3 separate regions of the Homo sapiens genome follow, and all the other regions are linked to region 1. A link is a contact called in ENCODE Hi-C or POLR2A ChIA-PET data. All regions are on one chromosome and are shown on one strand. Each heading gives the region's core, a stretch centred on a gene start or an enhancer-like site at or near the end of the contact. The rest is flanking DNA. Distances are from core to core; before and after follow the strand shown.

Region 1 (2,820 bases), core at 196-2,695:
TAAAATGTCCAAAACACACACTGGAGTTCCCTGACGTTTCCTTCCTCTGAAAAACTCTCTTTCCAGGCGGGGCGTTCTGTGGTCAGACGAGGCAGAGGCCTCCCCGGAACGAAGTCCACGCCCCCTCCCCACCCCAGCACCCAGCGAGCCCACGCGCCCCTCACCCACGCGCAGAGAAACCGAGCACTTGTTGATTCTCACGTTGTTGCAATTGGAAAACGGAACAAGGAACCAGAGCTCGCCTGTTTCCAGCCAGAGTCGCACGGGGGTCCCCAAAGACGCTTGAACCTTTTCCCAAGCCCCACTCCACCTTCCAAAACGGGGGGGCTCAGGTGGACGCGAAAGGACACAAGGCGCTGCCCCCAGCACCCCGGAAAATCTAGTGTGGCGGCAAATGACCGCAGGTCACACACCCCGGCCTCGGGGGCCACGGAAAACGGACGCACCCGGCCCAGGACAGGCAGTGGGGCCCAGGAGGGGACTGCCGGGAAGACCCGGGCGGGCCGGCGGGCGGCTGCGGGCGGCGCACGTGGGCCCAGGTGGGCGCAGCGACGGGCCCGGCCGAAGAGCCCGAGACAGGCCCTGCGAAGGCGGAAGCCCGGACCCGGGCTCTCCTGGCCGCCCCTGGAGCTCAGAGGGAGACTGCGCTTCGCCCCGGGGGCAGGGGCAGGAGCGCGATCGCGCGCGGGGCCCCCGGGGTGTGATTAGCAGGCGCCGCGAGCCGGGAGGACCCCCCAGCCCGCCCTGGCAGCCAGCACCCTCTCCACACCCGCCCAGAGTGGCCGCTTTTGACCGCCGTCCCCTCCCACCCTAGACTCCTCCCCTCAGCCCCACGGCCCGAGGCCGAGCGGTTTCAGCGACCCTGGGACCGCCGGGCCTGGCTGGAGTCCACCCCTGGACACCTGTCAGGGTCGGGCCCCGGCGCTGTAAACCCGCGTCTACACCCGCGCCCAGCCCCCGCGCAATGGGGATCGGGGGCGGCGACTTGGGTTCGGGTCAGGGAGGCCGCCGGCTGCTACCTGCTCGGCCACCTGCTCCGCTGCCTAGGTTCTCCCTGCGCGTCCCCAGCCAAGAAAGGGACCCGGAGTCCGGGCGTCGGGATAGCTCCTGTCCCCGATCTTGCGCCCCCGGCTCCCGCGGGGCTCCGGTCCGGGGTCCCGCCCAGGTCTCCGCGGTCCCCACTCGGAGGGGCACAGAGACAAAGGCGGCAGAGCAGCCCGCCCGTCCCCGAGGGTCACCCACCGGCGCTGCGCTCGTTGCTCCGAGGCCGAGGGGCGCCGCGGGGTCCAAGGCCCTGCTCCGCCTGCCCAGGCCCGGGCAGGCTGGTCTCGGCTTCAAGCGCCCACGCGCGGGGTCCCCGGGCAGCCTGCTTCGCCTTCCGGGGTCGGGAGACAGGGGCCGCCGGGGCCGGAGGCTGCTTCTCTCTGGCGCGCGGCGGCGGTGACTGACGGCGGCGGCTCCGAGGGACGGGCGCGCACCCAGCTCCCCGGCCCCGCCTCCCCGGGCTTCCTGCGAGCCAGGTAAACACAGGCCGATCCCGCCGGGCCCGCCCCACCTGGACGCGGCCGCCGGCGCCGCCCCGGGAGCTCGGAGGACCCCGGGCCCGCTCTGCCCACGCGGAACTTGGGGGGCGCACGGGGCCCACGCGCAGGGTCAGACCTCGGAGGGGCGGCCTGGAGCCTCGCCCGCTGCCGAACTGGGCTCCGAACTGCGGCCCGTCGACCCTTCCCGTTCGGAGGCTTGGCCTCCGAACCCACCCCGACCCCGACCTCGACCTCGCGGGAGGGGTGCCAGGCCGCATCTCCCCGCGTCCTCAGGGGCTGGAAACCCCAGAAACTGCCGATAGACTTGGCGCAGCCCCGGCCCTGCAGGAGGAGAGTCAGCCCGGCCTGGAGGCGAAAGGAGCCGGCAGGTCCTCCCAAGGCACTCCCTCCCTCCCCTGGAGCCCAGGCCAGGCCCATGTCCGGCTGGCAGGTGCTCCTCTGGGAGCTGGGAGCTGGGAGCTGGGAGCTAGGGGCGCACCTTCTCCTGCAGGACCGGCGCAGGAAGCGTGCGCGGAAAAGACAGCAAAACACGCGCAGGTGCGAGGAAGCAGCCTGGTCCTGCAGCCCAGAGACATCGTGGTCTTCGTCGCTGTCTTGTTAAAAAGAAAAAGCCTGCTGTTTAGCCGTGACTCACCTGCACACAGATTTAGTGGTCAGAGATCTTTCTCTGGATTCTCAGCCTCCTGATGGTGGAAGAGGAGGAGGTTGGGGGAGTCCCAGAATGAGGCCCCGCGTTCCTCCTGACCTACACCCCCAGTCAGGGATCTGGATCTGGAGCTTCCAGGGGACCTGGAGCAGCCTGGGACCCACACAGTTTGTTAGGAAGTGAGGGAGAGGGGTGAGCGCTGTCCCGGCCCGCGCTGGGAGGCGGGACTCAGACTTCAGCACGGGGTCGGGGTTTCGGCCTAAAACCAGCCTCCCCCAAAGCCCCGGAGGATTTAGCAACTGTCTTCAAATGCTGGCAACTGGAAGAGAAATACTTCCACAACGACGCAAAAGCATTCAGTCTGGTCGTTTCCTCAGGAGAGATTTTCAAGTGGAGGGGGCAGGAGGGTTCTGAGACTTTGAGGCTGAAGGTGAGGAGGGAAAAGGGTGCCAAAGATAGTGTGTTTCTCCAATTTTTCTGCCCCACAACCTCACTTTAAGTCAAGGATGAGCGGAGTGGGCGTGGGAGGCTGGACAGCTGCCCTAGGAGCACGGGTGGTGACAATGAACCCGGGTGCACCCAGGTCCCAGCTCAAGTCACTCAAAGCTCAGGCTGGGGAAGCTGGAACAC
Region 2 (2,820 bases), core at 127-2,626, 2.5 Mb before region 1:
TCGCCCAGGCTGGAGTGCAGTGGCGCAATCTCGGCTCACTGCAGCCTCCGCCACTGGGTTCAAGCTATTCTCCCGCCTCAGCCTCCAAGTAGCTGGAATTACAGGCTCGCACCACCATGCCTGGCTAATTTCAAATTTTTAGTAGAGACGCGGTTTCCCCAGGCTGGTCTCAAAATCCTAGCCTCAAGCAATCCACCGACTCGGCCTCCCAAAGTATTGGGATTACAGGCGTAAGCCACCCCGCCTGGCCAGTGATCTTCCTAAACAGAAATCTGATCACATAACTTCCCATTACAGAGTCTAACCCTAACCCTGTGCCTACAACATAGTCAAACCTCTTTAGCAAGGCAGATGACCTCAAGCAGGATTTCACTGCCTCTTTGTCACAGCACTTAACAAGCTGTGATGTATTTATTTTTATTCGTCTACACAGGTCTTCCCTACTAGATTCTGAGTTTCAGAAGAAAGGCCTCTAACTCGAGGTTCATGAATGGACCTGCACAAGGGGGCGGACGGGCTGAAGTCCTGCCTTTTTTTTTTTCCAAAAAACCCGTATGCTGTGCCGTTAACGTTCATAAAAAAGTCCTTGTCGAACGTTTTAAACAGCCAAGGTGTTTCAGCTTTAATAAAAGCTGAAAATTTGGCAATACCAAACAGGTCACCAAGCCACAGTCCGCTTCTTGGCCTCCTCTTTGGTATCAGAGTTCGGCTAGCGGCTTCCTGTGGCCTCTTAAACAAGGACCTCATTTTGGGAGCCATTCGAGAGATTTTTTCTCATCATCTAAAGTAGCATTCTCGCCTTGCACAGCTGAAAGTCATTTCTCGAAATCGGAGCGCCAGAAGCGACAGGAGCCACTCCAGGCCCGGGGGAAGCGAGCAAAGGGGCAGCGGGCTGCGTTTGCCAACGTAGGCCTCTCGGGTCCCGCGCCGTTCTGGGCCTTCTCCGTGTTTCCGGCGCCGCCCTCGGGGTCCCTTACAGAGGGCGGGAGGCGGGTGGAGAGACGGGGCAGGAAGCAGGCGGGATCGGCCTGGGAAGAACCCGTTCTGGGACCCTCTAGAAATCCCAGACAGCCCTCCCGGGCTGACAGCGCCTGCCTTGGAGCCCGACGCGCTCATCGAATTTAGATTGACTCCTTCGGCTCTCCGTTTTCCTTCTCTAAGGGAAGGGTGGGACTTCCTATTTTATCTCTTAGCGGCTTCCGGCAAGAGCTGATGTGTTAAAAACAAGACAGCACATGGGCCTGCCGGCCACTCGGATAAAAAACAAGGAACTCGACCTGGATTGTACTAAACCAGTTCCAAGATTCTGTTTTTCGGCTGTGGCGTCCGGCGCTGCATCCACTACGGAGTCGCCTTGGAAGCCACCGGAAGTCCTTCGACGGAGAAACAGGATGTCCCGCCTCTTCCTCCCAAAGGGAAGACGGTGAGCCGGAGGAGTCAGTCAGAGGGGCGAGCAGGAGCGATTCCGTCGCCAAACAGGTAAGTTATTCTCTGGCCGGGGCGGGGGGTTTGGAGGCGGGGACCGTCCAGCGTCAGCGCGGGGCCTGGGGGCGGTGGCTTGAGGGCTCGAAGCCGGGCGGCTGGGCGCCCAGAGCCCCGTCTGGGCCCTTCGCTCTTTCTCCTCCCCCCTCCCCCCGCCTCCGCCCCTCCCTGTCGCCTTCCTTCCCGACACCCGCCCAGACTCACGCCCGGACACACACCCTCGCTCGTTCGCTCACGCTGCCTCGCCGCCCTCCTCCCCCAGGCCCCAGCTGCCGCCCTGCCCTCTCACCCGCTCGCTCCGCAGGCCGGTCCCGCGGGCAGCCTCGCTCCGCGCCCTTGCGCGAGCGGAGCTCTTGTGGACACCTCGGGGCTGCGGACCTAGCGTGGCCTCGGTTTCCCCTGCCGGGTTCGCCTGTCCGCGCAGAAACAGTCCCCCGTTCCTTCGGGACGCACCCCTGCACCGAAATCGGGCCGTTCTCGCGTGCCCGGGTTGCTCTCAAGTGGAAAACAGATGCTCCCCTAGCTGCACAGCTGCAAGCTTTAGCGTCTGGTTTCCAGCAGGGGCTCCCTGGACCGCCCGCCCACTCTCGTGTCACCCCCAGGTGCCCTGGCTGCGCCGCTGCTACTCGCGCCTTCTTCCGTTAAGCGACGCTGGTGTGGGCGGGCGGAGGGCACACAAGTGCGGTGGCCGAAAGCACCGCGGTGGCAGCGAAGGGTCCTAGCCATTCCCGACTTCAGCTCGCTTTGCGCCACTGCGGGGAGACCCGCGGCTGCCTGACACCGCTGCGGGCAGCAGTGGGTTTCTCAGTAGATGCTCACCTCTTTCCAGCCAGCTAGCACGCCCTGGGTGCTTGGCCTCCTTCTGGAGTTTAAGCTGGTGGAGGCGGGGTGCAGTGGCCGCTGACCTCTGTCGGTTGCGCTGGGTTTTGAGTAGCCATTTATTTCATTGGGGAGTTTTGGAATAGGACATCCCACATCCGTGGACACACATGTAGAATACTTTTATAAGTAATTACAGTCTTAATAGTGATTTGAGTTACAGCTTTGCAGTCTATGCCTGGTGACATCCTAGTCGTAGTATGTATCTGTTTTGTGGTGAAGTGCTGGTCCATTTAGAACACTGTAGACAGGGGCCCTAACATATACTCATCAGAACCTTATTAAGAAGAGCTTATATGTCATTTGGCATACTCACTGTGCTTCATTTAGTACAGCAATCTTGTGTAGTAGGAATTATTCCCTTTTTACAAACTGAGACTCACTTTGCTATATACAAAATTACTGCTACTGGTACAAGGTAAAGCTTTCTTCTTGCGTGACATGTAAGGCAGGTGTGAT
Region 3 (2,820 bases), core at 151-2,650, 2.4 Mb after region 1:
AGGCTCCCTTTTGCTAAACCTTGTTCTACCAGAGCGTTCAGGTGCAAAGACCTCGCCTCAGAAAGGCTTCAGAGCCTCCGGCGGCTGGCAGGCTGCTCACAGATCTCCGAACCATGGTTTGAACAAGGCAGCAGGAAAGTGGGAGAATTTTAGTCTGAGAAGATTTGGAAAATCCTTAGGAATTGCTGACTTCCAAGTTGTTTCACTACCATCTGAAAAACCCTTACAAGGCTCGGGCTTTCCTGGAAAACAGGAGATCAGGCTATTTATTTTTTATTTTTTTATTTTTTTTCCTGAGACAGGGTCTTGCTCTGTCACCCAGGCTGGAATGCAGTGGTACAATCTCAGCTCACTGCAGCCTCAACCTCCTGGGCTCAAGCCATCCTCCCACCTCAGCCTCCCAAGTAGCTGGGACCACAGGTGCACACCACCATGTCTGGCTAATTTTTACATTTGTTTGTAGAGATGGGGGGTGGTCTCACTACATTGCCCAGGCTGGTCTTGAACTTTTGGCCTCAAGTGATCCTCCCGCCTTGGCTTCCCAAAGTGCTGGGATTACAGGTGTGAGCCACCATGCCTGGTCTTAGGTCAGTTTTTAAAACAACAGCAAGATTTTTTTTATGTTGTTTCTGCCATGTTTTAGGAATTGCTTTTCCTCCCGGGGCTTGCATGTTTAAATTTTTATTCTCAGAACGTTGAAGGGACGCACTGCATTTCAGGATCCTGGGTCTCCGTCCGTGAAGGACTTTCCTTCTGTGGGTCTTTCCTCTTGCAGCTTAAAGTGGGATTATTTTCACTTTATTCAGAGGCCCTGTTAGTCACAGCCAAGCACAGACGTGCTCGCTGTCGCTCCTTTGCTGGAGTCGGAAGTAGGACAGTTGGTGATAAAGTCCTGGACGGGCGAGATAAGTGGCATTGGCAGAGCTCTGTTGTCCAGACAGCAAGAAACCGGCTGCCCCCAGGAAGCGGGGATGGAGGGCACACACCAGGAGAGGGGGCGTTTTGACCGTCGGCAGGGGTGCCACTTGGAAGTCAGATTTAAAATGGAATCAAAACTGGTAGAATGAGGGTCTGCAGGGGGAAACTTGACGGAGCCCATCAGGCGACAGCCTTCTCGAAGCCCCTCCGGGCCCCTCACGGGAGGGGATCCCCCGCTGCGCTGCCGGGAGGTCCGGACGAAATGTTGGAGCTGGAGAGTCGGCAGCCCTCGCGTGGCGTTGCTGCCTCTGCAGATGCCTCCGGAGGGACTCGGTGTGTCTCGGTGTTGATTTCAGAACAGGGGAGATGCTGACGTGTCCCGGTGGCTCTCACAGCACAGTGGAAGGCGAGTGGCAGCTCCGACATCCTGCTCCGCTGGCGCCTCTGGCCACCTGCCTCCCCCACCCCCACATAAAAAAAGTTTAAGGCACATTTAAGCTAGTACCGGAGAAATGACTGAAAAATAAGTATAGCCAAGCAGCAGAAGACTCTGTGTGTGGGGGGGGGAGGGTGCATCCACCACTAATGTGTGTCCGTGTGTGTGGGGGCATCCGCTGATGTGTGTGTCTGTGTGTGTGTGGGGGGGGCATCCACTGATGTGTGTGTCTGTGTGTCGGGGGGGGCATCCACTGATGTGTGTGTCTGTGTGTGGTTGGGGGGCATCCACTGATATGTGTGTGTGGGGGGGGGGCATCCACTGATGTGTGTGTCTGTGTGTGTAGGAGGGGAGCATCCACTGATGTGTGTGTGTGTGGGGGGGCATCCACTGATGTGTGTGTCTGTGTGTGGGGGGGGGCATCCACTGATGTGTGTGTCTGTGTATGTGTGGGGGGGGCATCCACTGGTGTGTGTGTCTGTGTGTGTGTAGGAGGGGAGCATCCACTGGTGTGTGTGTGGGAGGGAGCATCCACTGATGTGTGTGTCTGTGTGTGGGGGGGCATCCGCTGATGTGTGTGTCTGTGTGTGTGGGGGGGGGCATCCACTGATATGTGTGTCTGTGTATGGGGGTGGGAGCATCCACTGATGTGTGTCCATGTGTGTGTGGGGGCATCCGCTGATGTGTGTGTCTGTGTGTGTGTGGGGGGCGTCTGCTGATGTGTGTGTCTGTGTGTGTGTGTAGGGGGGGAGCATCCACTGATGTGTGTCCATGTGTGTGTGGGGGCATCAGCTGATATGTGTGTCTGTGTGTGGGGGGTGGAGCATCCACTGATGTGTGTCCATGTGTGTGTGGGGGCATCCGCTGATGTGTGTGTCTGTGTGTGTGGGGGGGGGCGTCTCCTGATGTGTGTGTCTGTGTGTGTGTGTGTAGGGGGGGAGCATCCACTGATGTGTGTGTGTGTGGGGAGCATCCACTGATGTGTGTGTCTGTGTGTGTGTGGGGGGCATCCACTGATGTGTGTGTCTGTGTGTGTGTGGGGAGCATCCACTGATGTGTATGTGTGTGTGTGGGGGGCATCCACTGATGTGTGTGTCTGTGTGTGTGTGGGGAGCATCCACTGATGTGTATGTGTGTGTGGGGGGGCATCCACTGATGTGTGTGTCTGTGTGTGTGGGGGGAGCATCCGCTGATGTGTATGTCTGTGTGTGTGGGGGGGGGGGCATCCGCTGATGTGTGTGTCTGTGTGTGTGGGGGGGGGGGCGTCTGCTGATGTGTGTGTGTGTGTGTGGGGAGCATCCACTGATGTGTGTGTCTGTGTGTGTGTGGGGTGCATCCACAGATGTGTGTGTCTGTGTGTGTGTGGGGAGCATCCACTGATGTGTATGTGTGTGGGGGGGGGCATCCCCTGATGTGTGTGTCTGTGTGTGTGGGGGGGGGGGCGTCTGCTGATGTGTGTGTCTGTG

What was found. Hi-C counts contacts between places; a loop is a spot of excess contacts on that map. ChIA-PET counts read pairs that join two places held with the same protein, here RNA polymerase II (POLR2A). Pooled maps may share reads with other maps.
Region 2: a pooled map shows a loop between it and region 1 (9-fold over the local background). The contact joins the promoter of ZNF407-AS1 here to the promoter of MBP in region 1. A Hi-C loop is called at or near these places in 3 of 37 single-sample maps with no recorded cell type and 9 of 50 pooled maps. POLR2A ChIA-PET finds 5 or more read pairs at or near these places in 1 of 52 experiments (naive thymus-derived CD4-positive, alpha-beta T cell).
Region 3: a loop to region 1 is called in a pooled map, with 6 times the contacts of the local background. The contact joins the enhancer-like site here to the promoter of MBP in region 1. A Hi-C loop is called at or near these places in 2 of 37 single-sample maps with no recorded cell type and 5 of 50 pooled maps. POLR2A ChIA-PET finds 5 or more read pairs at or near these places in 1 of 52 experiments (activated CD4-positive, alpha-beta T cell).

Annotation. Positions count from the first base shown.
Region 1 is chr18:77,131,338-77,134,157 of GRCh38, forward strand. It overlaps MBP (myelin basic protein), which reads right to left and starts at 1,446. Exons shown (of 9, transcript NM_001025101.2): 1 at 1,243-1,446. RefSeq lists a silencer at 411-1,710.
Region 2 is chr18:74,596,459-74,599,278 of GRCh38, forward strand. It overlaps ZNF407-AS1 (ZNF407 antisense RNA 1), which reads right to left and starts at 1,377. Exons shown (of 2, transcript NR_024484.1): 1 at 1-1,377. ZNF407 (zinc finger protein 407) reads left to right here and starts at 1,412. Exons shown (of 9, transcript NM_017757.3): 1 at 1,412-1,479. RefSeq lists enhancers at 1,188-1,397, 2,188-2,407 and a silencer at 1,498-1,797.
Region 3 is chr18:79,519,056-79,521,875 of GRCh38, forward strand. All of the region lies in intron 9 of NFATC1 (nuclear factor of activated T cells 1), which reads left to right. It overlaps LOC102723506 (a long non-coding RNA gene), which reads right to left. Exons shown (of 3, transcript XR_935689.3): 3 at 266-1,370. Among named protein-coding and RNA genes, the nearest start is that of NFATC1, 120 kb to the left of the region's middle. Within about 2 kb of position 1,401, at least 3 of the 41 ENCODE cell types and tissues checked have a DNase peak (open chromatin) inside an H3K27ac peak, as active enhancers do.